Linked DNA regions of Homo sapiens: region 2 is linked to region 1. A link is a loop called in an ENCODE intact Hi-C map of the cell type or tissue named here. Cell type or tissue: transverse colon. All regions are shown on one strand. Each heading gives the region's core, and the rest is flanking DNA. Links, peaks and the distances in the headings are about the cores only.

What was found. Peaks named below come from ENCODE experiments on the same cell type or tissue, not always from the same donor. Only the 100,000 strongest peaks of a DNase experiment are listed, where the experiment ranks them.
Region 2: a loop joins it to region 1, with 17 times the contacts of the local background. A loop is called at or near these places in 2 of 110 quality-filtered maps.

What each region holds. Positions count from the first base shown.
Region 1 is chr16:49,012,232-49,015,144 of GRCh38, reverse strand. No RefSeq gene overlaps it. Among named protein-coding and RNA genes, the nearest start is that of CBLN1, 270 kb to the left of the region's middle. In transverse colon, for the core only: no CTCF peak of the experiment used is centred there; no DNase peak of the experiment used is centred there; H3K27ac peaks cover 1,371 bases.
Region 2 is chr16:48,948,952-48,951,864 of GRCh38, reverse strand. No RefSeq gene overlaps it. Among named protein-coding and RNA genes, the nearest start is that of CBLN1, 330 kb to the left of the region's middle. In transverse colon, for the core only: no CTCF peak of the experiment used is centred there; no DNase peak of the experiment used is centred there; H3K27ac peaks cover 532 bases.

The DNA.
Region 1 (2,913 bases), core at 306-2,805:
TAGTCACACAACCTCAAGTCAGTCTACAAATAGGGCCTGATCCCAAAGTGGGAAAGGCACAAGGTCTTCACATTCCATCTAAACGCCTTGCCCTGCTCTGCCAGGCCCGACAGTGCAGCCCGCCACCCTCTCCATTGCCCACTCTGCTCCGGCCACACTGAACTTAGAGATGTTCCCTGGGCACTCCCAGCATGTCTTGGCCCGGGGTAGAGCCTGTGCTCCTGCTGTTGCCTCTGCCTGCAGTGTTTTTCCTCCAGACAGCGTCCTCCCCTCACATCATCCAAGCCCCTACTCATTCTCTAAGGAGCACACACCCAGCACCGTGTATAGCATCATCTTCTCACTCACTATATGCTCACTTATTTTTCCACAGCTAACATGCCACTTCCAATCTGTCTAATCACTGATGAATCCCCAGGGGCTGAAACAGTGCCCAACACACAGTAGGTGTTCAACAAATGTTTGTTGACTTGAATAAATGGAATTCTTCAGGCTGGCATCTGAGCCTTCAGTGATAACTGGCCTCTTGTTTTCTGTCCTCTTCCCCGAGGACTTCACTTCTTGTCCTTGTGCTCTGACTGAATGGGCTTCCTTCCATCCACAAACACGTGCTGCTCCTGCCTGCCCAAGGCTTCACGCCTATTGTCCCTGCTCCACCTGCCATGTGAAATACCCTCTTCTCCCCATTCCACCCCTCAACACACACACACACGCACGTGCTCACACACACACACACACACACACACACACACACACTTGAGTTTCTCTTCCTCCAGGAAGCCTCCCTTGACCACATCAACCTCCAGGAATGATTTCTTCGTCTGAGCTTTGGTACCATGAACTCTCCATCCCAGAGGATCTCAGCACTGATATGTCACTGGAACTGCCCTGGAAACTTCTAATAGTCCAGATCCTAGCACCCTCTCCTACAGACTTGGACTCAGGGAGCCAGGGTAGGTCCTGGGCATTGGTATTTTTTAAGCTTTCCTGGTGGGTCTCATTGTTAGTAGGGTTTAAGGCTCTGGTCTAGCTGTTTTGCTTAGTTGCCAGCTGGTTTTGCTTGGTTGCCAGCTCATTTTTTACTCTCTCAGTGAGATAATACGTGGCTGGACGGCCATCTCTATTATGTGCTCCCCACTAATATCCAACACATTCGAGTAAACTTTAAGTGTTCCATAAATGCCACTTAAGAAAACACAGGTCACAGGGAGCCGGCAAGAGCCTCCTGAGTGTGGAGGACTCAGATGCTGGGGACAGCACCATCAGGAGGCAAACGTGGCATTTGGAGCTGAGTAGCCTTGGAGTTGAGTTCCAGCTTTCACACTTACTGGCAGGATAACTTTTAGCAACCCTAATCTTCATTTCCTCTGTCATGGAATGGGGATGGTAGTAGCCTCTCCCTCATGGGATTGTGGTGAGGATTTGGTACCATTAAGGATATTGCTTGGCATAATGCCCAGCGTGCAGTAAGTGCTCAATGAATGGGAGCCACTCTTTTGTTGCTAAAACAGGTTTTTGCAAAGAGGCAGAGGACTCTAAGCCCCTCCACGTCTGTCCAGAGCTGACTCAGCAGCGACGCCGGATGCTGCACTGTTAGCTCAGCTCAGCTGCTCCACTTCTCCTCGACCCACTCCTCTAGTCCCATTGCAGGTTGGGGGTCCGACTTGGGCAGCTGCAGAAGTGTGCCCCCTGCCTGCATTCCCTCCCAGGCCTCCACCCCCACCCTTCCTGCCAATCATGCCACATGGCCACCTCCCCCGGCACAAGGAGCCCGGCTGCGCTGCAGCCTCACAGCACATGCAGGGCTCACACATGCTCACCCGGCCGCCCAGCCTGCAGGCCCGTGTGCTGCCATGGCTTGGTGCCCAGTCCCGGGCACAGCTAGGCCAGTGCACAGCCTGGCAGATGGCAGCAGAGTGGGGGCAGGAGGAGAGTGAGAGCTCCTGCTGGTGCTTGAGGTGAGGGTTGGGGTGGAGGCGTCCGTCGGCAGGGGGAGGGAGGAAAGCTTGGCCGGCAGGCAAGAGATGCCGTCATGGCTTGTGTCTGTGCAGTGGATTCCCACACTGTGGCTCCTGGCTGGGTTTTCCCGGAGGCCTGGCTCAACCCAGGCCTGGTCATGACATCAAGGCCATCAGCTGGTGAGCTGAAGCCTGCAGATAAGGACAATTCTGGGACTGAGCGTCCAGGATGCTGCATTCCCCTGCTTTTGGTTTTGGAACCCATCTCCCTCCCAATTCAGTTCAATCAAACTCAGCAATGACTTTGAGAGTGTCTGCTCTAGCCCCAGGTGCCAGGAAACAGCATGCTGTCCATCAGAAGAGATGAACTGAAATCAGGACACTGGGGACTGGTCCCAGCCTTGCCACTGGAAAAGCTGTGCTTCAGCCTCTCAGAGCCTTGGCTGACACGCCTGGGGATGGGATGGGGGTTACAGTGATGGTTAAGAAAGACGATAGATGTGCATGGCCTTGAAAAACTGCAGGGTGCTTTAGAAATGGTGGATCTACTACATGTCTTTAAGGAGAGAAGCAGGAAATACACATGTCTGAGTAGCATCTCACGTGTGGAGGTGGGGAGGGATGTGCCATGTGGGGTAAAGCTGAGGAACTCAAAGAGGGAGGGGAAAATCCTTACAGAGTACATTTAGCAAGGTGGCCATGGTCTTGGGTTCCAGTTAGACACACTTGTGTGTCCAGCTTGGGCTTTGCCATGCAGCAGCCATGGGATGGTTAGAAAGTCAACTGACTTCTCTGGGCATTGCTGTTTTCATCTGAAAAATGGGATTAAAAGAGTTCTTTCTTCCTGGGATCCTGAGGATTTAATGAGATCAGCAAGCACAGAGTCTGGGCCATAGTACAATGTTTTCACCACTGTCTCCATTGATAGAGTTTGGATGTCCCCTCCAAATCTCAT
Region 2 (2,913 bases), core at 280-2,779, 63 kb after region 1:
GGCTGCCGGGCGGAGGGGCTCCTCACTTCTCAGACGGGGCGGCCGGGCAGAGATGCTCCTCACGTCCCAGACGGGGTCGGGGCCGGGCAGAGGTGCTCCTCACATCCCAGACGGGGCGGCAGGGCAGAGGCGCTCCCCACATCTCGGACGATGGGCGGCCGGGCAGAGACGCTCCTCACTTCCTAGATGTGATGGCGGCCGGGAAGAGGTGTTCCTCACTTCCTAGGTGGGATGGCAGCCGGGCGGAGACGCTCCTCACTTTCCAGACTGGGCAGCCAGGCAGAGGGGCTCCTCACATCCCAGATGATGGGCGGCCAGGCAGAGACGCTCCTCACTTCCCAGACGGGGTGGCGGCCGGGCAGAGGCTGCAATCTCGGCACTTTGGGAGGCCAAGGCAGGCGGCTGGGAGGTGGAGGTTGTAGCGAGCCGAGATCACGCCACTGCACTCCAGCCTGGGCACCATTGAGCACTGAGTGAACGAGACTCCGTCTGCAATCCCGGCACCTCGGGAGGCCGAGGCTGGCGGATCACTTGCGGTTAGGGGCTGGAGACCGGCCTGGCCAACACAGTGAAACCCCGTCTCCACCAAAACCAGTCAGGCGTGGCGGCGCGAGCCTGCAATCGCAGGCACTGGGCAGGCTGAGTCAGGAGAATCAGGCAGGGAGGCTGCAGCGAGCCGAGATGGCAGCAGCACAGTCCAGCCTCGGCTCAGCATGAGAGGGAGACCGTGGAAACAGGGGAGAGGGAGAGGGAGAGGGGGAGGGGGAGGGGGAGGGGGAGCAGCTTCAGTTTCTTATCTGGAGAATTGGATTAACATCCATTTAGCCCCTTCTGAAACTTGTCCTGACAAGAAGCTTATGTTAGTTTTAGTTCACACACGAATGTGAACACTTCCCTCCACCTGTCTTTAGGTTTACATTTAGCCATTTATCTGACATGACTTTAAAATAGAAAGAAAAGCAAAAGAAAGATGTCGATGGCAATGATGATCATCATCTCTCTCTCTTCTGGTTAAGTGCAGAGGGAATTAGGGAGTGGTGTGGGCATCTTTCTCATGGGTTTTGAGAGAATAACAAAAATGGTGATTAGCTATGGAATCATGTAGAATGTGCTGAAGGTAACAGTTGCCAAGCACATTAAGTCCTGTGATTAATTATTACACAAATGAACACGTCCATTCAATAGACCAGGCTCGGTCAGCCTTTATTTATCCAATAGGGTAACTTGACCCTGTAGGACACCTAGGGCCACAGAAAGATCAGTGGAAGCTGACGCGTATGGTAAATATTGGCCAATATCAAGGGCAAGATGGGATGGGGGTCCAATCAGCAAGTTGTGCTGTGCTTTCTGCTCTGTCAACTCTATTCAAGCAGGCTCTTCTTCTATGGCGGGAAGAAGCTCAGTAAGTCTCGGTTTATATTCTCTGAGTCATCCCAGCAGAAATCATAACTTTTCTCAAAATAATCCAATAACTCTCAAGGATAGCATCTCATTGAGTCAACCTGGATTGTGTGCCCAAGTATGAACTAATTACTATGACCAAAAGGATGGAAATGTGCTGATTGGCATGACCTGATTATATGACAGACCCAGGCTTGGGTAGGTGGGGCCAGCCCCAGGTAAATCCTAGGGACTGAGAGCTAGGGAGGGGGTCAGAGTATGAGGGGCTAATAAATGACCTCCTTCTTTTCCCTGCCTGAATTGAGAACAATTAAAAGAGGATAGACACAGGGTTAGGCATATGGGGTGCAAAATATCACAGGTTTGGAGAATGTAGTTTCATTGTTTGGCTGCAAAGAGCGTCTAAGTATTAAAATCTCAGGAACAGACAGCCCATCACAGGCAGAACTGGATAACTGCAGGTCTCCCCTTTAGGGCCCTGGCCTTGTAAAATTATAGCTTAGAAGACAAAGGAATGTGTATACCCCAAGAGAGAAGGAGGCAGAAGAAGCTGAGCAGATCATGCCCAGTTTCTTCCCTCAAAAGCACCAAACAGATGAGTCACTCCCTCTCCCTGGGGAGGAATGGAGGGCAGGGGAGAGGCTGGGGGACTGGTCTGACAGAGGCCTAGCCACTTGAAAACAAGAAGAGTAAAACTGAGAGCCCCACCACTTACCCTGTATGGGCATTCCCTGAGAGGAAATTCGGGTGATATTGCAAAAGAAGTTAAATCGTCTTGAAACCAGTAAAATGACAGCAGTCCACTACAGACAGAAAAGATAAAAGATGAAATGCCAGCCAGGCGTGGTGGCCCACACCTGTAATCTCAGCACTTTGGGAGGCCAAGGCGGGCAGATTACCTGAGGTCAGGAGTTCGAGATCAGCCTGGCCAACATGGTGAAACCCTGTCTCTACTAAAACTACAAAAATTAGCTGGGCATGGTGGTGGGCACCTGTAATCCCAGCTACTTGGGATGCTGAGGCAGGAGAATCACTTGAACCTGGGAGGTAGAGGTTGCAGTGAGCCGAGATTGTACCATTGCACTCCAGCCCTGGGTGACAGAGCAAGACTCTGTCTCAAAAAAAAAAAAAAAAAAAAATGAAATGCCTTTACATATCTTCTCTCCCAAGGATGCTAAATCACTAATTGTAATACCAAGGTGTATACTTGACATACTTACATATAAAAATGCCTATTCCAGGCTGACTTCGAGACTGAGGATTTCAGACGGTTTATAAAATCCTCTTTTGTAAACAATTATAAAGGAAAACAATATCAGGCACCAGTGTGGTCTGAGGTCAAATACTAAAACTCACAGGTGGCATCACACAAGAATCCTGGACATGGAGTCAAAAGAACTTGGCTCCAGCCCAACTTAGCCCTTCCAGCTTAGCTCTCCTGAACTTCTGTTTCCTTCTAGAATAAGGGTTCTAACCCCGTGGCCCTAGCTGACCTCACAGTATTGTGGGGAT